Linked DNA regions of Homo sapiens: region 2 is linked to region 1. The links are chromatin loops, found by intact Hi-C in ENCODE. Cell type or tissue: Caco-2. All regions are shown on one strand. Region 1 holds the start of LOC105369165 (a long non-coding RNA gene). Region 2 overlaps LOC105369165 (a long non-coding RNA gene).

Region 1 (8,000 bases):
AAGCAAGTTATAAAATGATACACATACTCATATATGTATACGTGTGTGCAGACATATTATATATGTGTGTGATCCCATACACATGCACACACAAGACAGAGAGAAAAAAATAGATATAGCTAGATATATTGAAAGAGAGATGTTAATATTCACAACGATTATTGCTGGAGAGTGACATTAATTATTCTTCTTTAGGCTTTTATTTTCATTTTTCTTACAATAAGTATGTACACTATTTTATAATTAGAAATATATATATATTTTTTTAAACAGCATGGTTGTGTTTATTCATTGCTCAGAGGATGGAAATGGAAAGGATTATTTACCTTATTAAACGGAATTTTTTTCTGCTGAAAAAATAAAGTTGTTTTTTAAACGTTTTATTTAACCTTCTAGAAGCTCTAATTCTTCAGAAATCTAGACCTTTCTTTGACAAGCTCATCAGTGCCAAGACCTCTTAAAGAAAATTTTACTTGTCTGACAATTCCATTGCTACATAATATTCAAGTATCATTCAGCCCTATACAACTCAGATCTTACGGAAAAATCTACTTTTAACATTTGACCCTCTTATTAAAATATAAAGCCTATCTGGCTTAAATGCAGATTTTCAATACTACAAACAAAAAGTCTTTTCCAAGGTGGGCATGCTTACAGTCACAGGGCCTATCTGGCCTATGTGACAACTATCTATCATGAACCTTGACAATAAAATAAACATAGACGTTTAAGAAAATCCACATCAGCTGACACAATGTAAAGTTTCCAGGGAAATAGAATAGATTTTACAGTAGCTAAAGAGCTCAATAAATCATTCAGCACAATCCTTCACCTTCAGGCGGATAAAACGCCATTATTACCATATTATAGATAAATCACCTGAGACCCAGGGGGGGTTAGTGCCTTCCCCCAGGTCATAGAGATAATGTGTGAGAAAAGAGGAATTAAAACTCAAGCCACCTGCTTTCCCCTGAAAAAGCTTCTCCTGACAAAATACACGGTGTCATCGGATAATGGTGAGAGAGACATGCCCGTGTCACCAACTCAGAAATGATCTTCTTCTTTTTTCCAGGAGAGTGTTAACAACAAGGTCTATGCACAGTTCATCTCTCACCTGGATTTCCTGCAGCTTCTTCCAGAGACTTCAGATAGTCCCAGTGCTAGTTGCTGCTTCTCCAGATGTTTTTTATTTCCCCCGAGTGGCTTTCTACACTCTCATTCACACCTCCTTTCTATTTATAGACCAGTGGCAGTGTCTTCGCCCCTGCTTCTAAACCTTTCACCAGAAAAGCCTGCACTCTTATTACCTTCTCAGAATATTTACTTGTTCACATAGGTGTATCATGTTACGCTCCAAATACATTTTCTCCTGTGTCCTCAGCTGTAAAACCTTAGCATTCTCTTTTTTGTGAATCTCAAGATATTATATAACTCCTTACACTGAACTCCAAAGCAGACAGCTAGTCACCCTTTCCTTACTCTCTCAACACTTTTCTTTTTCCTTCAACCTTTGGTCCTGTGTAAATACTTGCATCTAATAGTGTAATATTTGAGGGCAGCATGAACTGTGAGACCTATGTGCAAAAATCCCAGTCGCCTTTCCTCATTCATTTAATAAATGTCTTTTAAGTGACCACTATATGTCAAACCCTGGTATACATGTTCAGTATTTGAGAATGAATAAGGTCAGAGACACCATCCCTAACCTTAAGCATCTCAGAGTCTTGGGTGAAGAGAATGGGAATGCTAAGCTGTAAGGCACATGTACAATTAGTCATACTACCATGCTCTATTACACTGCAGTACTATACTCAATATATGTGAGAAGTGCTAAGGCAAAAGAGAGGAAAGCAATATTAATTCCACATGACATTTGAGCCAGGTTTAGAAGGGTTACTACAAAATCATCCGGAGGCAGGGCAAGAACCTTCTAAAGAGAAGGAACGTAAGTTTGGGATGAAAGAAGCCCAGTGAGAGGGAGTATTATTATTAATATTTAGTTCAATTTGCCAAGGTAGCATATGACATCATGTACTAGATGGCAGTAAAGAAATGCTGCTGTCTACAATGGAGACACACCCCCAAGTTAAACCTGAGTAAACCTGGCTCCCTCTGTGAACTGTCACCCTTGAATAAACGAATACTGCCTGGGTCCTGTGGCATCTTTTCTGGGCACAAAATTTTATTTTAAAGGACATTGGGAAGCTAATCATGAAGCAGCAGAAACAAAAGCTGTCTACATTCCCCTGCTGCAAAAAAAAAAAAAGAAAGAAAAAAAAAGAAAAAGGGGCTCCGTTAGAGGAGATGTTGAGTCTAAGAAAACAAATAAAAGTTGTTCTGAAAGGAGAGGCAATTAAGTTTTTGCCAAACATGACAGAAAGCTGAGAACTGAAGCAGACAGAGTAATGTCTATCTTTGGCACACCAGACAGGCAGGAAAAGAGTGTGTGTCTTTGATGGCAGACTTTATTTTAAAGGTGCTAACTGACATTTTGAAAGGACATGAAAACATGGAAACGAGAGAGCTCTTCAGGGCCCTGCTGTCTGGGCTGCAGAAGCTCCCAAATGCCCCTAGGGTTTTCATTCTCCCAGACTAAGGCTAGCACAAGATAAGGTGCAGAAAAGAAAAGAAGAAAAATAAAACAAGTCTCTATCTTAAAGCAGCTACATGAATTCATATGATGCATTTAAGTCGAAAGTATAAAGAGAAAGACAGTTCCTGGCTCCTGAAAGAATCTTGCAGAGGGATGCTCATTTGTTACAGAAGGGCAGAGTTATGTCCATCATCTGACCAGTCAACAAAGTGCATATATGTTTTTATAAAGAAGCCTGTGACAATAGCAGAACAGGAACAAAAGCTTATTTCTAAGGCAACTGGTGACTCGAGTATTGGAGAAAGCCCCCTTGTGGCTTTCCCAAAGGCACTCTTACAACGGAGCAGATGCTGGTAGTCAGGAACTGAGTGTACTGAGGCATCTCAATCTACAGCTCATTTCCCTTACCTCTCTCATTGCTTCCCTATCAGTCCTGCTGACTGAAGGCACAACCTATGTTTATTATCTCTTGATCCCACTAAATCATTTTATCCCACCAAAGCAGCTTAGATTTATTTGAATATTTCATACGTCTTCATTGTGCTTTGTACTTCTCATAACCCAAATTTCTCCTTCTATCCCAGGATCAGTAGATATTTTCCTAGATCTTTAAAGTGAGGGGAATAAGAGTCTCCTCCACATTTAGGATTCATATCATTGAGAAAGGAGAATAAAGGATAGAAACTGGAAAGATTGGATAGTCAATAAGAGTGTGATTCAGAGGAATGATCTATTTCCAGTCCTACACTGACCAACACTCACTTAAGCTCAATGTAAGTAAATACAGAAGAGGAAGAAGAGACGAAACATACAGGAAAATATCACGGGTACCCACTTCACCCTTTTTGGCTTCTCACATTAGGATTCTTTACAAAATCTCAACAACCTAGCCTTTCCAACTCACCTCAATAGCAACTCACTGTGTTCTGCAGCCAATGCTATCATTCAGGAACATTTACCAAGTCCCCAGTCTAGGTGAGATCTTATGTTAGAGGATACAGAAATGAACATACTGTGCTGGCTTAGCAAAAACAAACATAGGAAGTACAAGGATAGGGGTAGCAGAAGGGGTTTGGGCAGGGAGTTCAGTTAGGTAAGACATCCAACAGAGCCAATTGATTCAAATTGGTAAGTTCTGAGGTCTCAGAGGTCAGTCAGGGAATCAGAAATAAATGTCCTTGCAAACATGTGTGCAAATCCCAGGACAAAGGTTATTACTTCTCTAAGCCATTTTAGACTTCTTGCTGTCTGTAAAGACCCAGGACCTGGGGAAATAAATATAACCAGAAAGTGGTTCAAGGCTTCCAGGTAAAGCCTGCTGCTGTGAGAATCAAGGAAAAAACTACTAAATTACTCCAGAAACTTAGAAGCATGTGTTGTTATTTAAATAGCTAAAACAGAAGTATACTTGGCTATACACCAAAAGAGCTCATGTTAGCCCTGACAACATTTCAAAAGGACAATAAAGGTTAAGAAAAGAGAAGGAAAAAGGGAAAATTGAAATTTTTTAATTATTAAATGATTAATGTATACACAAAAGCTCAAGGAAAAACAAGTTTTGCAAAATTACCAAAAAAGCTGTCTCAATTGTTTTCAGAAATGCAATTTAACCATGAGAAAAATCTCTCTAATTTTCTGAGATGATTAAAGACAAGGCCTGTTTCTTAATTGCCTGGTTGCTAAACACATTAGGAAATGGATAGAGTTTCAAGATTGAGATGCTGGCCAAATATTATCTTTTGTATTTCCATTTTGTTTAAAAAAAAATAGAGTAATACAGGAAAATAAGGAGCTGTTTGTTAGGAAGTAGAGTGGGAAAGAAATTACAGCGGAGAAAAAAGTGAATTTTTTTTAATGACAGATAAGGAATAATAGTTAAAAACCTAAATACCTGAAGATGGTTCTCCAAAACTAAACTGAAATAAAATTAAAACACATTTTGAATTTATTATTGGGGGATTGCTGCAAGAAGCAGATAGGAAATACTCTTTCCATTATTTTGCAAAGCACAGAGAGTAGTTTTCTAGGCAATTTCGGCACTTTACAAAATGCCCAGAAGCCACAGATCTCTGCAGAAGAGGTCACACGCTCATAGGTTCAAGATAGAAAGCAGAAAGATTCAAGTCAATAGAAACATCAAATTAGTTTGCTGGTTATTGAGTGGAGAGGGCACTTTTATGCCCTGGTCTCCGAACTACTGCCTCAGCTACTCAGAGCAAGTCTGACATTAACCTAGAGGAAACATCAATTCAGAAAAAAAAAGAAAGAAAGAAAAAGACAAAATTCATAATGATCCATATTGGCCATCTGTGTGTCTTAATTTTCTGAAGCTTAAAAACAAATAACTGAAAGAAGTGCCAGATATTTTGCAACATAAGCTGAACTTTCATATATTAGAATAATTGTTTAGCTTTTTAGATGTTTGTGAATTTTTCCTTCCTTAGCTACTGATGGGCCAAAAAGCATTCATGTTATAAATGTGTATGAAGTGATTCCTATTTATAAAATGAGATGGCACACAGAGAAGGGAGTCAACCAAATGACTTCTTTGGGTCCTTCCAGTTCTGAATTATGATTTAATGGCATTCATAACTCTTACTTAAAATGATCTAGCTTGAAAAAATAATACAAATATTAAACATTCAGCATTTATGAAACACACATATTAAGTCCTTAAATGACTGTTAAATAAAAGACTTCTTTCTTGCAGTAACTATATACGAAAGGATTATATATGAAGGAATTATATATATTTACTATACATATATGAATTTCCTATATGTAGGAATATAAAGGAAATTTTATATATATTTATATATTTCCTATATTTTTCTAACAATAGGAAATATACACAGGCACAAATACATATAAATAATTAGATTTTATTTGTGTGTATTTTTAAAATTCTACCATTCCTCTGTATTTATTAGCTAACATTCATATGTAGAGAAAACTTTCCCTCATGAATTGGGCTATTTGGTTTGCCAGAACTATTTTTCCCACTAACAAGCAGACTACATGTATAATTCTTTCTCTTCGACTGCCAATTTTTAGGGTAAGTTGACTTAATAGTCATTTTCAATGGTGGCAAACAATTTTAAAATTTTTATTTTACTTGAAGTTCTGTGGTGCACGAGCACAACATGCAAGTTTGCTATATAGGTATGTGTGTGCCATGTTGGTTTGCTGTACCTATCAACCTGTCACCTAGGTTTTAAGCCCCGCATGCATTACCTATTTGTCCTGATGCACTCCTTCCCCTTGCACCCCCCAAGAGGCCACAGGGTCTGTTGTTCCCCTCCCTGTGTCCATGTATTCTCATTGTTCAACTCACACTTATGAGTGAGAACACATGGTGTATGGTTTTCTGTTCCTGTGTTAGTTCACTGAGGATGATGGCATCCAGTTTCGTCCATGTCCCTGCAAAGGACATGATCTCATTCCTTTTCATGGCTGCATAGTATTCCATGGCATATCTGTACCACATTTTCTTTACCCAGTCTATCATTGATGGGAATTTGGGTTGGTTCCATGTCTTTGCCATTGTAAATAGTGCTACAATAAACATACGTGTGCATGTATCTTTATAGTAGAATGATTTATATTCCTTTGGGTATATACCCAGTAATGGGATTGCTGGATCAAATGGTATTTCTGGTTCTAGACCCCTGAGGAATCGCCACACTGTCTTCCACAATGGTTGAACTAATTTACATTCCCACCAACAGTGTTAATGTGTTCCTATTTCTCCACAGTCTCACCAGCATCTATTGTTTCTTGACTTTTTGATAATCACCATTCTGACTGGTGTGAGACGGTATCTCATTGTGGTTTTGATTTGCATTTCTCTAATGATCAGTGATGTTGAGATTTTTCTCATGTTTGTTGACTACATAAATGTCTTCTTTTGAGAAGTGTCCACTTTATCATTTTTTATTGTGTCTATTTGATTCTTCTCTCTTTTCTTCTTAGCTAGTGGTCTATTTTGTTAATTTTTTCAAACAAACAGCTCCTGGATTCACTGATTTTTTGAAGAGGTTTTGTGTCTCTATCTCCTTCAGCTCTGCTCTGATCTTAGTTATTTCTTGTATTCTGCTAGCTTTCAGATTTGTTTGCTCTTGCTTCTCTCGTTCTTTTAATTGTGATGTTAGGGTGTCAATTTTAGATCTTTCTAGCTTTCTGATGTGGGCATCAGTGCTATATACTTCCCTCTTAACACTGCTTTAGCTGCATCCCAGAGATTCTGGTACATTGTGTCTTTGTTCTCATTGGTTTGAAAGAACTTCTTGATTTCTGCCTTAATTTCATTATTTACCCAGAAGTCATTTAGGAGCAGATTGTTCAATTTTCCACGTAGTTGTGTGGTTTTGACTGAGCTTCTTAATCCTGAGTTCTAATTTGATTGCACTGTGATCTGAGAGACTGTTTGTTATGATTTCCGTTCTTTTGTATTTGATGAAGAGTGTTTTACTTCCAATTATGTGGTCAATTTTAGAATAAGTGCCATGTGGCACTGAGAAGAATATATATTTTGTGTTTTGGGGTGGGGAGTTTTGTAGGTATCTATTAGGTATACTTGATCCAGAGCTGAGTTCAAGTTCTGAATATCCTTGTTAATTTTCTCTCTCATTGATCTGTCTAATATTGACAATGGGGTATTAAAGTCTCCCACTACTACTGTGTGGGAGTCCCACTACTATTGTGTGGGAGTCTAAGTCTCTTTGTAGGTCTCTAAGAACTTGTTTTATGAATCTGAGTGCTCCTGTATTGGGTGCATATCTATTTAGGATAGTTAGTTCTTGTTGAATCGATCCCTTTACCATTGTGTAACGCTCTTCTTTGTCTTTTTTTATCTTTGTTGGTTTAAAGTCTGTTTTATCAGAGACTAGGATTGCAACCCCTGCTTTTTTTTGCTTTCCATTTTCTTGGTAAATTTTCTTCCATCCCTTTGAGCCTATATCTTTGCACGTGAGATGGGTCTCTTGAATACAGCACACCAGTGGGTCTTGACTCTATCCGATTTGCCAGTCTGTGTCTTTTAATTGGGGCATTTAGCCTATTTACATTTAAGGTTAATATTGTTATGTGTGAATTTGATCCTCTCATCATGATGCTAGCTGGTTATTTTGCATGTTAGTTGATGAAGTTTCTTCACAGTGTCACTGGTCTTTATATTCCAGTCTGTTTTTTGCAGTGGCTGGTACCAGTTTTTCCTTTCCATATTTAGTGCTTCTTGCAGTAGCTCTTGCAAGGCAGGCCTGGTGGTGATGACATCCCTCAGCATTTGCTTGTCTGGAAAGGATTTTATTTCTCCTTCACTTATGAAGCTTAGTTTGGCTGGATATGAAATACTGGGTTGAAAATTCTTTTCTTTAAGAATGTTGAATATTGGCCCCCAGTCTCTTCT
Region 2 (8,000 bases), 400 kb before region 1:
AAAAATTCCTATATGTTTAAGCCATAGTGTTTTCCATTATTTAGAGCTAAAAACAATCTTTACCAAGGAAATTATCATTCAGTAGTTTTTTTTTTTCAATATAATCTTACCAATTTATACCAACATCCCATCAGGGTGCACTATATCTTTATGACAGTCTAATGACTCTTTATCAATACTTGAAAATTTCGTTTCAATTTACTATCAGGTAAGGCATTTATTTTCTATAGTATGTCTTTATGGAAGAGATTAGTTTGTTAAATATAAAGGGTTTAACTTGTTTAATATGCATTCTCACTAACTGTGTCTTTGTCATGGAAGATTGGGGAAAAGGAGAGGAGTGAGGAAATCTGTGAAGTAGGGAACACCAAATAAATATTTTGATATTTGATATTAAAAATACTGAATCAGATAAGTTACAGAATTCAAAGGAGTGACTGAGAATCCTTTTCTATTTTTTAGCTTTATTTGCTGTGCAACCGTGAGCAAGTTGATTTTCTATTCTAAGTTTTGGCTTTCTCAGCTATAGGACAGTACTAAAGACAGTATGAAGTTTACTGATTGTTGTAAGTTTTCAGTGCCATGCACAAGTGTTATGCACATTGATAACCCTCAAAAACAAGCACTATTGTTTTCATTGTCATCATTATCCAATATTGATAATGGTCCTGAAATGTCAAAATATCTCTACTAAAGACACTATGTGAGTCCTTGAAGTGATTTAAGAGGATGGCTATATGTTCTCTAATTTATTCTGCATGGAAACTATATAGTAACTTGACAATTAGAACTTGATTCATTAGAATGAATGCATCATGGGATGCATTAATTTACTTGATTGCCTTTTAGTTTTACAACTACCTTAACTTAAAGCTAACTTTTAAATTTAATAAAAGAGACAAAAACAATGTGCAACTTATGGCACAAGCTAATGATAAGGATATTAAGCAACTTTCTATTCTCTACCGAAAGTTATTTTAAAGTATAGATAAACAATGCTGCTAGGAAGAAATTTTAGGTAAGTCGGCAACTTTCAAAAGAAATTGGGGTCTGTAGAGAATATTTGTCCTTTGTATAAACTACTTTTAATTCAGTGCTTTATCCTTCTAGGTTAAGGGTTATTTTAACCTCTATGAAGTATGAGAAAATTTAGATAGCCCTACAGTCTCTTTTAATTTACCTTTCTCTGCTTTTAAAATAATAGAAAAAAAATGGCCATTTAAATGGATAAGACATCAGGTTGGAACTTGATTAAGTACTTCGAACCATTAGAAACAGACTCTGTAAAGTCATTTGATCTTTATCTCTTTTGTAGTTTATTTTAATGTCAGGAAATATTTTACATGCCCTGCCTTCCAAATCAGGTAATTTTGCAAATTTAAAATTTTTGTGTGGCAATCCTTTCATTGCTTTGATATTAGGCTACTAAATGTAATCTAGAAATAAGTTTATACCTAATTCTGAATCAAAATTTTCTGCACAATTTGCTGGACAAGCATTCAGAAATCCAGCTTCTATACCAGACACTGACCCTCAACTCATCTTGTGTCATGTAGGAACCCATCTTCCTTCTTTTAGCCTTAATTTCCTCAAATTTAAAAGCAAAATAATTGGACTGGAACTCTATGGCTACAGCTTCTTCTGCTTATACAATTTTCCTTATTACAATGCTTACTATGGTCAGAGTTTTCTTGTGTAGTAATATAGGACATAAGAATCCTTGCAGTTTTTAGGAAAAAGTAAATTTTTCCCATAGAAAATTAACAAACATTATCAACAGGAAATTTACAGAAGAAGAAACACATGAAAAGTAGGCAGACTTGGCCGGGCGCGGTGGCTCACGCCTGTAATCCCAGCACTTTGGGAGTCTGAGGCGGGCGGATTATGAGGTCAGGAGATCGAGACCGTCCTGGCTAACGCGGTGATGAAACCCTGTCTCTACTGAAAATACAAAAAATTAGCCGGGTGTGGTGGCAGGCGCCTGTAGTCCCAGGTACTTGGGAGGCTGAGGCAGGAGAATGGCGTGAACCCGGGAGGCGGAGCTTGCAGTGAGCTGAGATCGCGCCATTGCACTCCAGCCTGGGAGACAGAGCAAGACTCCGTCTCAAAAAAAAAAAAAAAAAAAAAAAAATGTAGGCAGACTTATTAGTAATCAGGGAAAACAAACAAGAGATAAGATAGATTTTTTCACCCGTCAGATTGTGACCAATTGGAAATTTTGATAATATTAAGTATTATTGATGCTGTGGGGATAGATATCTCTCATTCATTGCTGGGAGGAGGACATATCAGTTTAGCTCCACCTGGTCTCTCCCTTGACACGTGGGGATTATGGGGACAATTCAAGATGAAATTTGGGTGGGGACACCAAGTCTAACCGTATCAGACTTACATAGAAATACTTCCATTTTCACTTTGTAAAATATTCTCTATTGGAATAATGACAACCATAGTAACCCATATTTGTAAAACACTTTAGAATCCTATTTATCCTTGTATTATATGTAGGCAGGTATTATTATAACTATTCCACACCTGATAAAAATGAGAATTATTGAATAAACTATTTGAACAACTTTAAAAAATGAATATGTGGCAAAAAAGGAACTCAAAATAAGTTTTTAATACAATTAAAATTATATTTTCATTCTGGTCTTACTAATGGAGTAATGTACATGAAAATGGCTGGCAAACGTTGAACACCATAGGAATGTTAGATGGTATTTACTGTCATTAATTTCATTATTAGGCATAAGATAATTAATGTACAATGCCAACCATGTTTCTGTAAAAAACTGCATATGTAGAAGATCCTCCCTGAAGCAGGGCCCAGGAGATAACCACAATGAGACTGTTTAATTAAACAGGTGTAAGTGAAATAAAGGGAAGCAGAATCAAAAACATTTGATTCTATGAATTACATATGAATTGGTTTATAATAACTATATTAAGAAAACAATAGCTGGGCAACTGATGACTTAAGCTACTTGAATGAAGCCAATGTTCCAAATTACCTAGCTACTGAATATAAAGCATATTTAGCCCACAAACTCCTGAGAATACGGGACACTTTATACAATGGCACAATAAAGTACAAGCAAACTGAATGTGCTTCCTCAAAGCCTTAAAAAGAGTTCTCATTTTTGACTGCATGAAATCTGTATAAAGTAAGTCACATCAATGTCTGTCTGCCCAAACCCCCTTTTAAGGAAGTTCTTGCTCAAGGATTCACATATTCCAAGGAAAGTCAACCTGTATGCTGTTCTGTTATCTGTTCTTCCAGTTATCAATTGTATTGTCTACCACTTCCAAGTCCATTCTTCATTGCCAGATCTGCAATAACAGAGATGGACCCTGTAAATATCCTTGGTCAACTGTCACGTTGTTAAGTGCTGTCATTAGAGGGCAGTAGATAAACAGTACAAAAAGAAAGGGTTTCTCTTCTTGGATCTGAGCTGTTCCTCTTGCTAAGTTCCTGCAGTTCAGGTGGCTGTTTCAGAGCTCAGCAGTCAGTAGCTCTTTCCCAGACACCCTTGGAGACGAGGCACATTCCTATGAACGCTTCTCTGAGAGACTGTTGGGAGGCCTTACAGCAAGTTATAAAAACCGAAACTCCCAGTAGGCAATTTTCCTTGATGTCCCAAAGAGCAGAATTTACAAAAGTCCTGCTACAACATCTCAGTAACTTATCTACCATCCTTTATCCATAGTTGTTCCCTCTCCAGACAGGTCTGGATCTGAGCCCGGGATGGGGGAGAGCTTTAACATTCTGTTCCTTCCTTGGTCACCAGATCTAACCCCAGAGCTAAAGCCTACTCTATATGTGCCACTTCTTTACTCTTTAGAATTCTCCCTCTTCTTTTCTTACTACCAAATCCAATCACGTGTCATAATTAATAATACTTTAAAAATATGTATTCAGATATAAATCACATACATTCATCAAGACCAACTTAAAGGGTACAATTCAATAGTTCTTTAGTATATTCACAAGATTTTGCGACAATGACAAACATCTAATTCCAAAACACTTTCACAGTCCAAAAAGAAATCCTACACATGTTAAGCAGCCACACCCCATTGTTTCACCTACCAACACCTTGCAACCATTAATCTACTTTTTATCTGTGGATTTCTTTCTCTATGCCTATTCTGAAGGTTTCATATAAGTCAACTCAGACAATAGGTAGCCTTTTGTGCCTCCTTTCACATAGCATAGTTTTCAAGGTACATCCACGTTTTAGCATGTGGTAGTACTTTCTTTTTGTGTGTGGCTGAGTAATATTCTATTCTGTGAATATACCACATAGTGTTTTATCATCAGTTGATGAACATTTGAGTTGTGTCTGCTATTTGACTGTTACAAATAAGACTACAAAGATTCAGGTACAAGTTTTTGTGTGAATGTGTATTTTTAATTCTCTTGGTTATATACCTAGAAGTATAATTGCTGGCTTATATGGTAACTCAATGTTTAACATTTAAAGGAAAGACCAAACTGATTTCCACATGGCTGTGCCATTTTACATTTATACATAACGCCATGTATGAGGATTACAATTTCTCTACATTTTTGACAAGGTTGAGGAAGTTTCTATAATTTCTAGTTTGTTAAGTGTTTTTTTAACTAAAAAAAAAATAGAGGTGTTGTATTTTGTCAAATGCATTTTTTCAATTAGCCAGGTCATGTGCCCTTCCCCTCCTCTCTCTTAATATGATGTGTCAAATTAATTAATTTGTATATGTTGAAAAAATCTGGGATTCCTAGGAAAAATCCCACTTGATCATGGTGTATAATTCCTTCATATGCCGATGAATTCAGTTCATTTGTCTTTTGCTGTGATTTTTGCAAATATATTCTCAAGTTATATTGATCTGTAGTTTTATTTTCTGTTGGATCTTTAAATGTTTGGTAGGATTCACTGGTGAAATCATCCAGTCCTGGGTTTTCGATGTTGTTGGCAGTTTCTTATTACTAATTCAATCTCTTGATAAACCTGTTGAGTTTTTCTCTCTCTTCTTCATTCGGTTTTGATAGTCTGTGTCTTTCCAAGAATTTGCCCATTTCATCGACATTACCTAATTTGTTAGCATACAGCGGTTTGCAGTTTTAGAATCCTTTTCATTTTTATAGAGCTAATAGTAATGTCCCTTTTTTATTCCTGATTTTAGTAATGCGAATTGTCTAATTTTTCTAGGTCAATCTTGCTAAAAATTTGATTTGGTTGTTTGCAAACAACTTCTGATTTCATTGATTTTTCTCTATTGTCTTTTGCTCTTCTCTTCAATTCATTTATGTGCTAATCTTTGTTACTTCTTTCCTTAGGTTCGCTTTGGGCTTAATTTAATTTGGTATTTCAAATTTCTTAAAATGAAAGTTAGTTATTAATTTGAAACCTTCTCTTTGGGTGTCTAGAGCTATAAATTTCCCTTGAGTACTGCTTTGGGTGCATCCTATAGTTTTCCATAGGTTGCTTTTACTTCTATAAGTCTCAAAATATTTTCCACTTTCCTCTGTGATTTATTATTTGACTCATTGGTTATTTAGGAGTATGTTGTTTACATTTAACATATTTGTGGCTTTTTAAATTTTCCTCTTATTTTCAGTTTTAATCCATCGCGATCAGATAATTACTTTGTATGGTTTCAATTACTATAGATATATTGAACCTTTTTTGATGGCCTATTCTAGAGAATGTTTCACATGCAACTCAAGAAAATTCTATATTCGGCCATTTTGAGAATATCATTTGTAGATATGTTTTACATATAGTTTGTTTACAGTGCTTTTTATGTCTTCTGATTTCTTGCTGATATTCTCAGTAGTTAGTTGTTTGAGCCATTATTGAAAGTAGCATATATAATTTTCCAATTATAGTTACTGAATTGTCTATTGTCCCTTCAATTTTACGTTTTTTGTCATATATTTAAGAACTCTTTGTTAGGTAAAAACATGTTTACAAATTTTATATCTTCTTAAGTTGATCTTTTCATTGTAATAAAATGTCCATCTTTGTATTTAGTAACATTTTTTGTCTTAAAGTCTATTTTATCGGATATTACTGAAGCTATCTCAAGCACTCTTTTTATGCTATTTGTATGGTCTGTCTTTTTCTATTTATTTTGAACCTATTTGTGTCTTTTGTTTTTTGAGACAGAGTCTCAAAAAAGGTTTTTTCTAAGTCTGTGAAAAATGAGACTGGTAGTTTGATAGGAATAGCATTAAATCTGTCGATTACTTTGGAAAGTATGTCCATTTCAATGTTATTGATTCTTCCAATCAATGAGCATTAAATGGTTTTGCATTTGTTTGTGTCATCTGATTTGTTTTAGCATTGTTAGAGTACTCCTTGTAGGATCTTTCACCTCCTTGGTTAACTGTATTCCTAGATATTTTAGTTTTTGTTTCCATGGCTATTAAAAATGTGATTCCATTCTTGTTTTGGCTCTCAGCTTGAATCCTTTTGGTATACAGAAATGCTATGGATTTTTGTACATTGGTTTTTGTACCTTAAAAACTTACGGAAAATTTTTATCAATTCTAGGATCTTTTTGTTGGAGTTTCTAGGGTTTTCTGAGTAAAGCGTCATATTGTTAGTGAAGAGAGATAATTTGACTTCCTTTTGTCCTATTTGGATGACTTTTATTTCTTTCTCTGGACTGATTTCCCTTGCTAGGATATCCAGTACTGTGTTGAACGGGACTGGTGGGAGTGGGCATACTTGTCCTGTTCCTGTCCTTGAGGGGAATGCTTCTAGCTTTTGCCCATTCAGTATGATGTTTTCTGTGGGTTTGTCCTAGATCGCTCTTATTATTTTGAAGTATGTTCCTTTGAAGCCTAATTTGTTGAGGGTTTTTATCATGAAGAGATGATGGATTTCACTGAAAGCCTTTTCTGTGTCTATTGAGATGATCATATGGTTTCTGTTTTTAATTCTGTTTGTGTGGTGAATCACATTTATTGATTTGCATATGTTGAACCAACTTCGCATCCCAGAAATAAAGCCTAGTTGATTGTTGTGAATGAACTTTTTGATGTGTTGCAGGATTTGGTTCGCTAATATTTTGTTGAGAATTTTCGTGTCTATGTTCATCAAGGATATTGGCCTGTAGTTTTCTTTGTTTGTCTTTGCCAAATTTCGGTGTTAAGGTGATGCTGGCTTCATAGAATAAGTTAGAAAGGAGTTTGTCCTCCTCGATTTTTTTTCAGAAAAGTTTTAATAGAACTGATAATAGCTCTTCTTTGTATGTCTGGTAGAATTAAGCTGTTAATCCATTTGGTCCAGGGCCTTTTCTGTTGTTTGGATTTATATTACTTATTCAATTTTGGAACTCAATACTTGAGAATATAGTTGCAAAAATCACAGCAAAAGACAAGTGAACTGAATTCATCAACATATGAAGGAATTATATACCATGCTCAAGTAGGAGTCACTGGAGTCACTGCTGATTCCTAGGAGTCATTGCTGGAGGGCTAGTGTAATCCTTAGATGGCATCACAACATTCAGATTTTTCATGGTGCCAGATTCTCGTGCTGATTTATTCTCATCTGGAGATGGTGGCATTCCTAATTTTGTACATATATTAATGAAGATAGAATTGTTTTTTCTTTCACTTTCCTCACTCCCTAGGGGATGTTACTGTAGAGATTGTTGAGTAGGGTTTTTTTGACTTTATTTCTATATCCCCGTGTAATTCTGTTGGCAGGTTCTATATTGGGCTGTGTGGTTTGATCTACAGGCCTGTAGATGGTACTTATAGGTAAGAGACAGCTATAGCCAATATGGATGGTCATATACTTGATCCTTGCTTACTGGACGAAGCTCTCTGTTGCATCAAGTAATGGGCTTATCCATGGAGTACACAGTGGTTTGAGGTTTCTGCTCATCCCAGGGTGGGGCAAGATGGGCAGGTCTGGACCAGGCAGTCCTGCTTACACATCCCCCAATGGCAAGTACAAGCACCAGAATGGAGGGGGACACAGTAGGTAGCAACCAAG

What was found. Hi-C counts contacts between places; a loop is a spot of excess contacts. Peaks named below come from ENCODE experiments on the same cell type or tissue, not always from the same donor. Only the 100,000 strongest peaks of a DNase experiment are listed, where the experiment ranks them.
Region 2: it touches region 1 in a loop (7-fold over the local background); 19 of 110 quality-filtered maps call a loop at or near these places.

Annotation. Positions count from the first base shown.
Region 1 is chr2:53,207,806-53,215,805 of GRCh38, forward strand. It overlaps LOC105369165 (a long non-coding RNA gene), which reads right to left and starts at 1,162. Exons shown (of 7, transcript NR_187748.1): 1 at 1,115-1,162. In Caco-2, no CTCF peak of the experiment used is centred here; no DNase peak of the experiment used is centred here.
Region 2 is chr2:52,807,225-52,815,224 of GRCh38, forward strand. LOC105369165 (a long non-coding RNA gene) reads right to left here. Exons shown (of 7, transcript NR_187748.1): 4 at 3,253-3,333. Among named protein-coding and RNA genes, the nearest start is that of MIR4431, 110 kb to the left of the region's middle. In Caco-2, CTCF peaks have their summits at 3,401 (motif pointing right) and 3,603; no DNase peak of the experiment used is centred here.